Regions from separate parts of the Mus musculus genome. Here regions 2 and 3 are each linked to region 1. The links are chromatin contacts, found by Hi-C in ENCODE. All regions are on one chromosome and are shown on one strand. Each heading gives the region's core, a stretch centred on a gene start or an enhancer-like site at or near the end of the contact. The rest is flanking DNA. Distances are from core to core; before and after follow the strand shown. Region 1 overlaps Abr (active BCR-related gene). Region 2 overlaps Myh3 (myosin, heavy polypeptide 3, skeletal muscle, embryonic). Region 3 holds the start of Efnb3 (ephrin B3).

What was found. A loop is a pair of places that touch in the nucleus more often than their neighbours do.
Region 2: a loop to region 1 is called in a map of T-helper 1 cell, with 41 times the contacts of the local background. The contact joins two enhancer-like sites. A Hi-C loop is called at or near these places in 4 of 37 maps with a recorded cell type or tissue (T-helper 1 cell, T-helper 17 cell and regulatory T cell).
Region 3: a map of T-helper 1 cell shows a loop between it and region 1 (23-fold over the local background). The contact joins the promoter of Efnb3 here to the enhancer-like site in region 1. A Hi-C loop is called at or near these places in 3 of 37 maps with a recorded cell type or tissue (T-helper 1 cell, T-helper 2 cell and regulatory T cell).

What each region holds. Positions count from the first base shown.
Region 1 is chr11:76,544,741-76,549,543 of GRCm38, forward strand. The region is part of intron 1 of Abr (active BCR-related gene); the gene reads right to left. Among named protein-coding and RNA genes, the nearest start is that of Abr, 24 kb to the right of the region's middle. Within about 2 kb of position 2,934, at least 1 of the 3 ENCODE cell types and tissues checked has a DNase peak (open chromatin) inside an H3K27ac peak, as active enhancers do.
Region 2 is chr11:67,094,026-67,098,828 of GRCm38, forward strand. Myh3 (myosin, heavy polypeptide 3, skeletal muscle, embryonic) reads left to right here. Exons shown (of 41, transcript NM_001099635.1): 27 at 449-838; 28 at 930-1,056; 29 at 1,984-2,102; 30 at 2,276-2,472; 31 at 2,850-3,033; 32 at 3,854-4,019; 33 at 4,553-4,677. Among named protein-coding and RNA genes, the nearest start is that of Mir6923, 3.4 kb to the right of the region's middle. Within about 2 kb of position 2,225, at least 1 of the 3 ENCODE cell types and tissues checked has a DNase peak (open chromatin) inside an H3K27ac peak, as active enhancers do.
Region 3 is chr11:69,558,256-69,563,058 of GRCm38, forward strand. Efnb3 (ephrin B3) reads right to left here and starts at 1,982. Exons shown (of 5, transcript NM_007911.5): 1 at 1,437-1,982. The coding sequence starts at 1,558. Wrap53 (WD repeat containing, antisense to Trp53) reads right to left here. Exons shown (of 10, transcript NM_144824.3): 7 at 4,394-4,602; 8 at 4,139-4,242; 9 at 3,867-4,004; 10 at 3,499-3,764. The coding sequence ends at 3,524.

The DNA.
Region 1 (4,803 bases), core at 1,684-4,183:
CTAGGTAATTTTGTTTGTTGTTTCTGACTTGTTCTCTGGTTTGGGAGTTTTGTGCGGTTGCTGCTATTGCTACTGTTGTTTGGGTGAGAGGAATCTTCTTATGTTGCCCAGGCTCAAGAGATTACCCTGCTTCAGCCTGCAGAATGGCTAGGACTATCGGTCCACCAGATGATAGCATCCTGCAATGCTGACAGTCCAACCCAGTACCTCACATATGCAAGGAAATTGTTCTACCAATGAGCTACATAGCTAGCCTTTCTTTTCTCCTCTCCTCTCTTCTTCCTCTCCCCCAACCCCCAGTGTATCAATAAATTGCCCACACTGGTTAAAGACAAAGAGATGGTCTAGGCAGATCTCAAACTTGAAAGCATCTTATATTTTTTATTTGCTAAAAACATCAGCATCCCTTTCCTGGACTTGATAACATGCCAATTATATGTATTTTTTCTTACCTCACTGTTTCATAGATAAAGAAAGAATGCTCAAAGGACTGAAGAATGGAGGAAATAGCCCCAGCAGATCCCCAAAGCCCGTGTTTGCATGTGTGTGTGTGTGTGCGCACACGCGTGTGCATGAATCAACAGCTCCTTCCCTTTCCAGAGGAGGGGACAGGCTAAAGCTAAGAACTGTGTCCCCCAGCTGGTTCCTCGACTCCTGTACAAAGAGCAGGAGCTAGTGAACCCCCAAAACAGAGTATCAGAAAGTCTTCAACAGTGGGATAGCCAGGGTGGTGCTCGTAGCTCTTCTGAAGCCATCCTGCCTGAGGCCAGGCCCTGAACAAAGAAAGTCCAAGAGAAAACTCAGAAAGCCCCAGAGGAATTCCTACAGCAAGTCTTGAAGCCATTCCCCAGGAAGTGCCAGCAAGAGCAGCTCTGCTCTAGAGCCTGGAGGGTCGGACCAGCCCAAGGCCCAGGCCCACCCACTGCCTGGCTCTAGCTCAGAAGGACTTGGTGCTGAGGGCCAGGCACACACCTTCTCCAGGAGGCCCCACCTCTCCACCTCTGATCTCCAGGACTCCAAGGCAGCATTTCACTTCAGTCATTCTCGGTTCTATTTTTACTCAAAGGTGTCAAGAAACAACAAATGTTCAAAGAAAGACAACCGAGTCACCTGATTTCACCTCTCCCTGCAAGCCCAGGATCCATGGATGACTCCTCTGTGAAGAGGGACGGGGAAGGACTCCAGAAACTAGGGCCAGAAATCTAGATCTAGACCCCAATCCCCAGTACGTTGCTGCTGAGGTGACCTTCAGCCTCAACTTAGCCTGGCCCAAAAAGGCACAAACGCATGCTATAGGCAAAGAGCAGAATTTGCAAAATGCATGGTGGGTCTGGACCATAAGGTGAGAGGCTCCTAATGTGGACGGGGCACCAGGAAAGGCTATGCTAGAGATGAGCAGGCATCAGCCGTTGTTCTTCATCTCAGCTGAGAGGCCAAGAAGCTAGCAATCGGAGCTAGCTTCCTGTGTCACTCTAAGGAGCTGAGATCTTATCCTACAGGAATTGGGGAGCTGGGAGGAAAAGGACAGTCACTGGCTAAATGAGTGCTGGGATGGGTTTTGGAATCTAGGTCCTTCTGGGGTGGGCATCAAGGCATCCCCAGAGGCTCTTGGCAAATGTACAACAGGAGGCTAAACCCTCTGGTGCAGAGTGAAAATGCTCTCTGCACAGGACACTCAGCTGATTAACAGTGGTCAACAGTTGAGGCTGACCCTGAGTTACAGCCAGGGCAGAGGATCATGGACCTGAGCTCTGCAATGTTTTCCCAACTGCCCTCTCCTCTCCTGGCACCCAGCTCTCCCTCCTCCTGGCATCCTTCTTGTTCACAATTCTCTTGGATGCTCGTGTGCTAGAAAAACAGGTTTCAAAGGGAAAAACAGATCGCTGTCTCCAGCATGCGTCTTTGCTTTACTCCACTCCCAACCAATCACAAAGCACCCCACCTGCTCAGCTCAGGGCACCCCTCCCAAGAACATGCCACCCCAAATAGCATTCCCTTGGGTTTTTGGTTTTTTTCTTTAATTTTAATTACATTTATCTTATTTGTTATGTGTGTGCACATGTGCAGATGATGCACCGGGTGTCAATTAGTGTGTGAAGGTCACAGAATAACTTGCTGGACTCAGTTCTCTCCTTCTACATGGGTGGGTCCTGGGGAATAAACTCAGACTGGCTACTTTGGCACGTTTTAAGCTAGTTATTCTAAGACAACTCAGATGAGGAAATAGCTCTGGAAAAAAAATGTCATTTTAAAATAAATTTACATTTACAAAGGAAATCTATGTTAGTCAAGTACCTGTGACAGGAAGAGGGCTGGTCCAGACCACTTTTATTACCTCAGATGTTCTAACACATAACAAAACAATCTGGATTCACTAAACAAAGCCTCCATGTCCCTGCTCCTGCCCCTCCTCCCACCCCCAGCCTGTGCTGTCACCATCCCCAGGAGCCCCAGGTCTTTATTCCTTTGTGTAGCTCAGGAATCTGTACTAATATGGGAGCTAGGATCAGGGGTGACTTGAGCTCAGGATCCCTAAGGGATCTCAAAACCCCTGGATGCTGAAATGCTTTGTATAAAACAGCAAACGGGGTTGTAGTTTGATCACACAGCGCTTGCCTAGTCTTCCCAAGGCCCTGAGTTGTTTCACAGCAAGTACTACAAAAAGTAAATTAGGCACAGGGAGGGGCTAGAGCCATAGCTCAGCAGTCAGGCACATGTCCTAGCCTCTGTCCTCTAAACCGTCATTATATGACCTATAGTAAAGACACTGCCCATCCTGCTGAGTATTTTTCATCTGTAGTTGTTTGAATCTGTGGATGTAGAAGCCACAGACAGGGAGGACCATATGCACACACACTTCAGCCATCTGAGCATTCCCTCGCATCTTCTGTGGGGCTCATTGCATAGGCACTGAACTCAAGTCATTTTTCGCCTGTTCATCTGCCTCGTGTCAAGCATTTGCAGCCCAGCCACGGTGCCTAGCAAGAGTAGAGGAAAGGAAGAGGAGTTTAAATGGCTAAGCAGCCCATCTCTTATCAGTCTGACTGGGCAAGTAGAGCTTTTCAAACACTGAATAAGGTCCTCCAGAAGAGCCCGCCTAGGGGAATCTACAGAATGAACACCCCAGCTATCTGGGCAGTGACCTAAGGAAGGCACGGGAGGGGAGGAGCAGATGACCTCCTCCATTTAAAAAGAACAGGAACAATTGGTACTTTGGCAGGTAGGTGAAGTGCTGAGAACAGTGTCCTAGTATCCTAAGAATACAACCTCCAAGGATAGAATCTGGCAAAGAAGAACTGGTAACTGGCATGAAACACAACTTCACTGTAAGATAATAGGTAAGGAAGTGCTAAAGGATGTGGCTCAGTTAGCATCTTGTTAAGATGAGTACTACAGTCAAGCCGGGGAGCCCTCTTGGAGGTGGTAATGACTGGGGTGAGGCAGCATGCTGAGCTAGAAGGACAGGCTTGTTGTGGGACATGAAGAGTCTCATTGGTCACAACCTGGAGAGTGTGCTGAGGTGCTGGGGATCAGAATGTATAACAAGGGGGTCTCTAGGCATGGGGAATTCTTACAGACAGTTTGGACCAGATATGGTAGGAACAGAATGGCCCCGCTGAATATTCTGAAAGGAACAGAGGCAGATGGGTTGAGTTTTGTTCATTATTCCTTTCTTTAGTTTAGGGAATCGTGACAAGGAAAAAAAAAAGCCTGCATGTGCTCAAGATATGCATTTTTCTCTGAATATTTACAATCTGCAGTTGGCTGAATCTACAAATGCACACCCAACTGGAAAGGACTGAGGGCTTTGCCTCAGGGAAAGGGTGAAGGATGCTTGCAGGCACCTGCTGCAAGGCCCAGGCTGTGGGAACAGCTCACCAGCCACAACCAGCCACCGAGAGTCCTCAGGCCACAATATAGCTCTGACAGCAAGCTTGTGTTCTATTCTTCCTTTCCAGGCAAAGAGATCGTTTTTTGCTTTCACTCACTGAAGGTTTTGTACCAGGGACAGAACACTGCTCCTACTGCCTACCAAGGTAGGCGCCCCTCAAACCTCCAAGTCAGGGTGAAAGACCCCACCATAAGGCTTAGCAAGCTAGCTGTAGTAACGCCATTTTGCAAGGCATGAAAAAGTACCCGAGCTGGGTTCTCAAAAGTTACAAGGAAGTTCAGTTATAGATTAACAGTTAAAGATCAAGGCTGAATAGCACTGGGACAGGGGCCGAACAGGATATCGGTGATCAAGCACCTGGGCCCCGGCTCAGGGCCAAGAACAGATGGTTCTCAGATAAAGCGGAACCAGCAACAGACACAGAAGCCCCGATAGACGTCAGTGTTAGCAGAACTAGCTTCACTGATTTAGAAAAATAGAGGTGCACAGTGCTCTGGTCACTCCTTGAACCTGTGTGTCTGCCAATGTTCTGACCAGATATGTGCCCATTGCTGAACCTTCATTAGACTCTTTCCTTGTACCCCTCCCCTACCCATTTCTTGAAAATAGACATTGTTTAGATCTAAAAAGTCCCACCTCAGTTTCCCCAAATGACCGGGAAGTACCCCAAACCTTATTCGAACTAACCAACCAGCTCGCTTCTCGCTTCTGTAACCGCGCTTTTTGCTCCCCAGCCCTAGCCCTATAAAAAGGGTAAAAACTCCACACTCGGCGCGCCAGTCCTCCGATAGACTGAGTCGCCCGGGTACCCGTGTTCCCAATAAAGCCTCTTGCTGTTTACATCCGAATCGTGGACTCGCTGATCCTTGGGAGGGTCTCCTCAGATTGATTGACTGCCCACCTGGGGGGGG
Region 2 (4,803 bases), core at 975-3,474, 9.5 Mb before region 1:
TATGTTTCTCTGGGGGAACATCCATGAGCAGATTCATCTGGTGGGAACATAACCTCTTCTCCATCATCATCGTCGTCGTCATCACCTAATATTGTATATTAATAAGTTTCCATGTGCTAGTTCATCACGTGTTTATAGTGCTCCTCCACCCAGCCCCTTCTTAGCTACGTTCCCCACCTTCCTCGCCTCTACCAATCACCATTTCATATTCAGATTGACTTAAACAAATTCTTCACATGAAAAACACGCACCACTTGTTTTTCCAGTGTCTGGCGCCCTCCGTTTTGCTGCAAATGGCATGACTTCATTCTTTTTATAGCTGAGTCATATGCTACCATTTAAGTAAAAGATGTCTTCTTCATGCATTCGTGGATCGATGACACCTATTCAGATGCCATGTTAGCTATTGTGACCCTGAGAGTCTCTTGGGCATCCCCGCTCTCTTTAGGCTCGCATCGAGGAGCTGGAGGAAGAGATAGAGGCAGAGAGGGCCACCCGGGCCAAGACAGAGAAGCAGCGCAGCGACTATGCACGCGAGCTGGAGGAGCTGAGTGAGCGGCTGGAGGAGGCGGGCGGTGTCACCTCCACCCAGATCGAACTGAACAAGAAGCGTGAGGCTGAGTTCTTGAAGCTGCGCAGGGACCTGGAGGAGGCCACCCTGCAGCACGAGGCCACGGTGGCCACGCTGCGGAAGAAGCACGCGGACAGCGCGGCCGAGCTGGCGGAGCAGATCGACAACCTGCAGCGGGTGAAGCAGAAGCTGGAGAAGGAGAAGAGCGAGTTCAAGCTGGAGATTGACGACCTCTCCAGCAGCGTAGAGAGCGTGTCCAAATCCAAGGTGAGGGAGCGGCTAGGCAGATCCGGAGGGGCAGCTGCAGTGAGTCAACCTAAGGACACCTGCCGACCTCCCTCCTCTTTCCAACCCGCAGGCCAATCTGGAGAAGATCTGCCGAACTCTAGAGGATCAGTTAAGTGAGGCCAGGGGCAAGAATGAGGAGATGCAGAGGAGCCTAAGTGAGCTGACCACACAGAAGTCCCGGCTGCAGACAGAGGCGGGTGAGCCAAGCTTGGTTCAGTTCAATCTAGCCTGGATGCTATGTCCAGATGCCAAGCTGGAATGCCAGAAGGTTTTCCCTCCTAAGGGCAGCACCCTTTGCGGGGAGAGAATGTTTTGTTTTGTTTTGCTTTGCTTTGTTTTAAAGACAGGGCCCCACCTTACAACCCTGGTTGGCCTAGAACTCCTTGTGTAAAACAGGCTGGCCTGAAACTCCCTGTGTAGACCAGGATGGCCTGGAACTTAACAGAGATCTGCCTGCCTCTGCGTCCACAACACTGTTTTTAAAGGCCTGCATCACCCACAGCTGGTGAGGGAGGCTTTCTAACAACACACTTTCAGAAAGAAAGTAAATGGAAATAACACACAGACCAGGCTGCCCCAAACCGCCTGGAGGAGAACACTGAGTCTCCTCAGTGAAAACGGGAAGCCAGTGGAGGGTCAGGCTTCCATCTGACAGGACCTGGATGGGACCAGGAGGGGCCCAGCCTTTCTACTGCTTGCCTGCCTTCCCCCTCTGACTTCTGCACACACTCCAGCTGATCATATTCACCCAAGAGTCTAATTTCAAATTTCCAGAGAGGCCAAGTCCTAAGTGTTTTCCTTAATGACACAGCTGCAGTCAGCAGCCACTGGGGAGGAGCTTTGGGAGCAGAGAGGTACCCTGGTGATGTTCACACTCATAATGGTTCTCTCAGCTTTCACCGGCAGAGGTCACTCCTGGCTGCGTAGGGTTTACAGTAGTATTTTACTAGGCTGCTATTTGCTTTTCAGGGATACACCCCTACTCTCAAGAGGAGGGGGGTCTCTCACCTTTATTATTTGCAACCCCATTTGGCCCAATGTCTTACACTTGGTCAGCGAGTGAATGGATGAATGAACGAATGAACGAATGAATGAATGAATGAGCTATTTCCTTCCTGACACAGGTGAGCTGAGTCGTCAACTAGAAGAAAAGGAAAGCATTGTATCTCAGCTCTCCAGGAGCAAGCAGGCCTTTACCCAACAGATAGAGGAGCTCAAGAGGCAACTGGAGGAAGAGAACAAGGTACCCACTCTGAAGGAGGCTTTCTTCTTCTCGTTTTCAAATGGCATCTGCAAAATAGAATCAAGATTGGAAAAGAAGTGATGATTCAGCCAGTGCTGAGAGCAGGGCGCATCTGACTTGTGTGCTGTACACACTCCTAATCCACTGGGGTGTCTTTTCATTTTTTTCTTAAGGCCAAGAACGCGCTGGCCCACGCCCTGCAGTCCTCCCGCCATGACTGTGACCTGCTGCGGGAACAGTACGAGGAGGAGCAGGAAGGCAAAGCCGAGCTGCAGAGGGCACTGTCCAAGGCCAACAGCGAGGTGGCCCAGTGGAGGACCAAGTATGAAACGGATGCCATCCAGCGCACGGAGGAGCTGGAGGAGGCCAAGTATGTGTCTCTAATTAGAACGCTTAAGGGATCTCATAGCTTAGCACACTGGCTCTAGAGTGACTCAGGGATGAATCTAAAGAGTGAATTTGATTTGTTTCTCAAGATTTCCCCATCAAGGAGTCTTTAAATGTAACACTGGCTGAAATGTAAAATGTAACCGAACGAATTCAGTTCATTCAGACACCAGCTTTGATCCTGGTTAGACCGGAGAAAGGCCATTGATCACAGACTCTGAGCAGATGGGGGCATTCTCTTAAGGTTTACGAGCAGAGGTGTGTGAGCCACGCGGTTGGTATCTCCAGCTTGGTGAGCAGTGATGCTCGTGGAGAAGATTGAAACTTAATGACATCAGCTTTCTTCTCGTTTTCTTGAAGAAAAAAGCTTGCGCAGCGCCTTCAGGATTCGGAGGAGCAGGTAGAGGCTGTAAATGCCAAATGTGCTTCCTTGGAAAAGACCAAGCAGAGGCTGCAAGGGGAGGTGGAGGACCTGATGGTGGATGTGGAAAGAGCCAACTCCCTGGCTGCCGCTCTGGACAAGAAGCAGAGGAACTTTGACAAGGTGCAGGGACGCTCCGTGCTGGCTGAGCTCCGTGGCGTGGGCACGTTGTGGGGGCTGGAGGAGGAAGGAGAGGCTCCCTGCTCTGCCCTTCTTTAGCATGGAGGCCTTAAAAAAATTCCCCGAACTTCACTAGCAATTTGTTTCTCCATTGTGACATGGACTGAGAATGGGATGGGACAGAAGTCCCTTGAGAGGATTGTTGTAGCAATGAGACAGTTTCCACCAGGACACGATCTTTTCCATCGCTCATACTTGTGCCTTTATGTGGCTGAAGCTCCATCTTAGGTCCCTCCCTGTGACACACAGGCATGGTTTGAACCAGTGCTTTAATGAAATCCTTCCCTTCAGGGCTATTTTTTTTTTTTTTTTTTGGTATTAGGAAAAGAGTGATCGTGTCTCGCTAATTCCTTCTTTAAGAATTCATTTGTGGGGCTGGCGAGATGGCTCAGCGGGTAAGAGCACTGACTGCTCTTCCAAAGGTCCTGAGTTCAAATCCCAGCATCCACATGGTGGCTCACAACCATTCATAATGAGATCTGATGCCCTCTTCTGGTGTGTCTGAAGACAGCGACAGTGTACTTACATATGATAAATAAATAAATTTTTTAAAAAAGGAATTCATTTGTCTTCTGGATATGGCAGCAGTTACTGATTGATTATCTAGAATAAGCTAATGGAATAACATCTTTGCTTATTCAGTGATCTAGACCAGGCAATGGTAGAGAACCCTAACTCTGAGAGTAGCCACTTCAGGGGTGACATTCTGTTAGATGCTTGGCAGAGAGTTCACTGACAGAACCTCTCCACGATGCTGCTGCAGGTGCTAGCTGAGTGGAAGACGAAGTGTGAGGAGAGCCAAGCCGAGCTGGAGGCAGCTCTCAAGGAATCCCGGTCCTTGAGCACTGAGCTCTTCAAACTGAAGAATGCCTATGAAGAAGCCTTGGATCAACTTGAAACCGTGAAACGGGAGAATAAGAACTTAGAACGTAAGCCTTTCCGAACTGTCCGAGGTTGTGGGAAACCCTTCTTGTCACCCATCGTGGCCAGAGTGTGTGAGGGTGGATGAGACTCTGTTATTCAAGCTCCTCTACATGGGTCTGCTGATGCACCAATAGAAACTGTTCACTGTTGACAAGTTGGTTTTTCTTAAAGATCTATCTATCTATCTATCTATCTATCTATCTATCTATCTATCTATCTAATTTATATGGGTACGTTCTCTTCAGACACACCAGAAGAGGGCATGAGATCCCATTGCAGATGGTTGTGAGCCACCATGTGGTTGCTGGGAATTGAACTCAGGACCTCTGGAAGAGCAGTCAGTGCTTTTAACCGCTGAGCTATCTCTCCAACCCAGCAAGTTGTTGTTTTGAGTCTCTATACTATGTCTTAGCTCTGAGAAGCAGAGGTCTTTAGAGTTACAGAGAGCTAACGACAGGCATCTAGTGGGCGCTTCACATTCCCAGGAGCCTGTGCAGAGGCAGGCGTTCAGATGCAATGCGAGCTCATTTCATTGCAGAAGAGATAGCAGATCTCACTGAACAGATTGCCGAGAACGGTAAAAGCATCCATGAGCTAGAGAAATCCAGAAAACAGATGGAGCTGGAGAAGGCTGACATCCAGATGGCGCTGGAGGAAGCAGAGGTGAGGATGGGTTGGGAGGCAGCAGCCAGAACAGGGGCAACAGCGTGGTACCCGAGACGTTCACACTTTATGCTTCTGGAATCATGAACCCAGTGCTCGCTCCTTCCCTATGACTGTGTGCCTGAG
Region 3 (4,803 bases), core at 732-3,231, 7.0 Mb before region 1:
CAGCAAGCCCCTGCCTGTGCATCCACAGTTGAAACCCGGTTCCACAAAGCTGTTGCCCAGCATCTTCCCAGATTCGTACTGACCAGCTCCCACCCAATACCCAAAAGAACCTCAGAAAGCCCCAACGCCTTGTCTCTCTCAACCCTAACAGGATAGCCCATTTATATCCTCAAGGTATACTTAGTGCTCAAAACTGCAGCCAGGAGTTGCTGGCAGGTGGGAGAACTTGTGATTGACTATTCCCACTGAGATATAGGAGGGAGAGGAGGTACCAAGATTGGAATAGGGCAGGAAAGCCAGGAAGCAAAAAAACAGAAACAAACAAACAAACAAAAAAACCAATCCTACCTCTCCTTTCATGAATGAGTACATAATATGTCCAAATACCTTGCCTCCAATCCTCATAACAGCTGTAAGGACTGAAGATACAAACTCAGAGAGGTTAAGTGACATGCCTAAGACCACACAGCTTTCTGCAAAGAGCAGGGCTAGTGTTAAGACCAAGTGCCTGATAAAGTCTCAGGTCCACTCCCCCCTCCCATGACCTCTCACAACCGCCCCAGCGAAGGAGGAAGTTTCTGAAACACAGAACTCTTGGGCTGGTGGGGATAGGAAATGTCATGGAGACAAATCACTTAGATGGCCTCCCAGAGGTTCTGTCTGCCCTGTGTGACTGACTGACCCTTGGCCTCTTTCCAAGCAAAGCTAGCATGTCAGGGACCGGAGTCCCCGATGGGAGAGTTTGCGGTCGGTCAAGATGACTGGAGAGGCCAGTGGCACCCTCAGGACTCCCAGTGGCAGGAGAGAAGGAGGGGGCTTTGAGGGGCCTCCAGAAAGAGTCCACCAAACCAGGAAGACAGGACCATGTTCTAGTTGCCAAACTGTTCAACCAAAGGGTCAACTAGTCCTCTGGCTGTGAACACCAGTTGGGAACACAGACTGAGAGTCAAGGAACCTTGGGTGGGTTGTTCTATAGCCCCAAACTGAACCCCCTTCCCCCTCATCTGCAACACCGAGTGCCTCCTGGGAGCTAGGTGTCCCTGCCCTTCTCCTCAGTGCCTCAGCAGCACCCATTCAGCACCTCTCTCCCGAGAGCTGACATTAACCAGGCTCCCTTCAACGCAGATGACACAGGTCTCCTCCAGAGCCAAATAGCCACTCCATTGCCCTCCCCCTGCCCGTGAACTTTATCTTTGCCCCTTTAAGATCTCCCAACTCCTGACACATGGTATCACCACCCACAACCAGCTCTGTGAGACTAGGAGTCTGGCTCTCAAGATCATTGCTCTGTCTTGTAACCTGTCACCTCACCTCAGCGCTACAGCAAGCACCCTTCTGCCAGCCCCCTCTCAGCTCAGAATCCTAGCCCGGTTAGTCTCAAAGCTTCCATATCCCTTATCCATGGGACTGGAATCTCCTCAGTCCCAACCACTCACCTCTTATTCGCCGAGTTCCAGTAGACAGGCTCCAGGCTGAGTCCAGATACCAGCCCCGCAAAACCTAACAGCAGCAGGGCCCCGACTTGCACACCCCCTGGCCCAAAATGGGGGGCCCCCATGACCCTACCAAGGCCTGGGGGCGGGGCACCAACTCCCCCAAAGTCTCTCACCCCCAGGGGTGGCTACCACGCTGTGGAACCCCAGTCACCCTGGTGGGTGGCTAGTCACCCCCAGCTCCCACAAGGACCCTCTTTTCTGCGATGCTTGCTCCCCGGCTCCAGAGCGCTCAGCCCCACAAGAACCCTTGCAGGGGCCGTCTGCAGGCGCCTTACGCGCCCCCGGCCCACGCGCCGCACCTCGGGATTTGTGCGCCCCGCTACGTGGGGGACATGGGGAGCCGAGGGCCGGGCGGGGGCAACATGAGGCGCCGGGCAAGGGAGCGAAGAAGGAGACACCGAGCTGGAGCCCCAGCCTCGCCGGGATTGAGGGCAGCGGGCTAAGGGAGGAAACCAGTCCCGAGCCCAGGAGGGGGGAGTTAAAGGAGAGGCGGGGAGGGGGAGAGCATGGTGGAGGGAAAAACCGGAGCTGGAGCACAGTCGGAGCGGGCGTCGCATCCCGCGGCCCACGCCCCCCACACCTCCCTCACCTCGCACACCTCCCGTCCGCCACCCCGCCTCGCTGCCCGGCGCGGTCTCTCACGCCCCCTTTGTCTCTGGCAGTGTCCGTCTCTGGCTGAGTTTCTACTTGCTTTCCTTCCTGCCCTCCGATTGCCCGAGCGTTTGGAATCTTCCTCGCTAGCATCCAGAAAGGCTCTTGCCCTCTCCACCCCGAAAAAACCTTCCCCCTTTGCTCCCCGCAGCCTACTCCTCTCCCATTCCAAAACAACACCGCGGCTTTCCAGGCGGTCTGGAGAGGATAATGATAACCTTGAAGGCTAGGCACTTCACAAAGTAACGCTAAGTTGATGGGCTACCTGTGTGAAGTGGGAGGGGGTAGAGCTATCCAGGTTGAGAGGGGACCCCGTGACTTGCCCAAGGTCACACGGGGAGTTTAGGAAAACCCCGAAGACACAATCTAGGCTGCTGAACTCCCCCTTTCCTGGGGTTCATTTTGTCACGGTTTCTTGGACCCTTTACTGTTTTCTGTGGATTAGACGAAGAGACCAGGGAGTAGTAAATTTTGGCCCTTCTTGGGTGATCACGGAGAAAAGTATGACTGGGAGAGGAAAGGGGGTACCTATAACCCCAAAGCAGCAATCCACAGGAAAGGCTGTTTCCAATTATCCTGGGGGAAGGGAGGAGCTGCCTTCTTGGGTGTAAGAAGCAAGGCTTTCAGCACCTCCCGGCAGGGGCGACATTCCTCTCCTTCCAGCCCAATCCTCCACAGGCTGCTCCTTTCCCTTTGACTGTGGTCCCCACCATGGCCCCGTTGACAGCATCTCTTCAAAGACTCTCATTCTGGGTATTTGACAAGGTGTGTGGGGAGGAGGGAGAGTGGACAGATGGAGAAGCACGAAGAACTACCGAGCAAGCCCCTTGCCCGAGCGTGCGCCGCAGTCTAGAGGGAGTCCAATAAGAAGCAGCTGTTTTTCTGTTTGCTCCTTCCTGTGTGTCCTTCCTTTGCCTACTGGGGTGCAGTGGGACACCGTGTCTTGCACCCTTCTCTTCTGCAGCTGCATGATAGTAAACAGGGCGGTGTGCAGCCATCAGCACTGACTTGTCTGTCTGTCACTGTCTGCTTAGTCTCACAGTCACACTCAATCGTCTGCCACCCCTGCTCAGGCCAGCTCACTCTGACCCCTGATGCAGCCACCTCAGGAGTGAGATTTTAAACAGGTTTGCTCCTCAGTTTACCAAGTTGCCTAGCAACCACACAGTCAATGGCATGAGACCCCACCCCCACCTGCTTGACTTCACACCATGCTCAGCACCTCATTGGCTCCTGCCTGGTCCCACCCCTCAGCCCCTTGGTTTTGGGAACAATATGCCAGACCCCACAGATGCCGGACAAAGGAACCTACTACCACCAGTCACGTGCCACCCCGAACAGACACAATGACTCCAGTGTGACACAAAGTCTTTATATTAACTCATCCCCACAGCCTCTGTCCTTCTTTGTCCCTTTTCATCCTGGTCGTCAACAGGGCTACTGGGGTCAGGTCCCCCTCCACACCACCAGAGCTGAAGCTGACATTCGGGATGGGCGTGGCACAGGGAGAGCAGAGGAAGCTCCAGCTCCAGCTCACCTTCATCCCCGCTATTGGTGGGCTCAGGGAACACGCGCTGGCCAGAAGCAGTGGCCAGTAGAGGCAAGGTAGGGTGAAGGCTGGAGAAGAGAGCAGTCGGTCAGCACCTAGTTCAAGATAATACCCAAGAAACCCACCTTCCTCCCAAACCCTAGCCCCAAGCTCCTTCAGGGAATGAGGACCTGACTCCGTTGGTGCAGTCCTTCTGAGGCAGAAAAGTCACCACGGGTTCCAGCTTGCTGTCGTCACTAAGAGCTCCACTGATATCCCACACAGAGACAACTCCACTGGTGTTGCCGCTCACTAGGAACTGACCGCTCCTGGGAAAGACGGGAGATTTGTAGCAGACAGGCATGACCCTTGGGGTAGAAGCCATTCCTATGTAGTGGCCTAGACCCCTACGGCAGCATTCTGACATCCTTGCTTGAGCCTGGAAGGGGCCAGAGCCACTTACGGGTCCAGATCAAAGTAGATGCGCTGATTAGTGGTCACTTCCCGACTCAGAGACCACAGGAGGTGGCCTGGCTGCCGGAGATCCCAGCACAGAAGTTCAGCATCCTAAAGATAAGAACAGGGGTCTGGAGTCAGCCACTCTCTCTGCTGACTCCACCTCAGCCTCCCTGAGTCCCTCAAACTTGGCACATTTTAACACGTTACAGACAACATCCCCACTCCTGACTACCCACATGCTTTGGGCTCTGACCAATACCTTTCGGGCTCCCGAGAAGAAGAGATTGCCATCAGGGTGAAAGCAAAGGTGGGTGATACCCCCTTGGTGGCCTCCCAGCAAGGCAAGAGGCGAACCATCATCCCAGGCATACAGGCCTATGGTGCGGCCGTAGGAGCCACAGGCATAGAGGGGCTGGGATGGACTGAAGGCTATACAGGAGATGATACCGCTCTGGCCCTGCTTTTTGGCTGTGGAGGAAACAAGAGAACAGTTAGTACAGGGCGTTACCTAGCTAATGGCCTCCACCCTCCACCGACATGCTGGGACTCAATCCGCCGCCATGTTTGTCACAAGCAATCTGACGATCTCGTATGGTTCCCGGGTCACTCAGTTCCCTAAAGAGCCTAGCGCCCTTCTTCCCTCTCACATCCCACTTTTCCTGGAAGGGA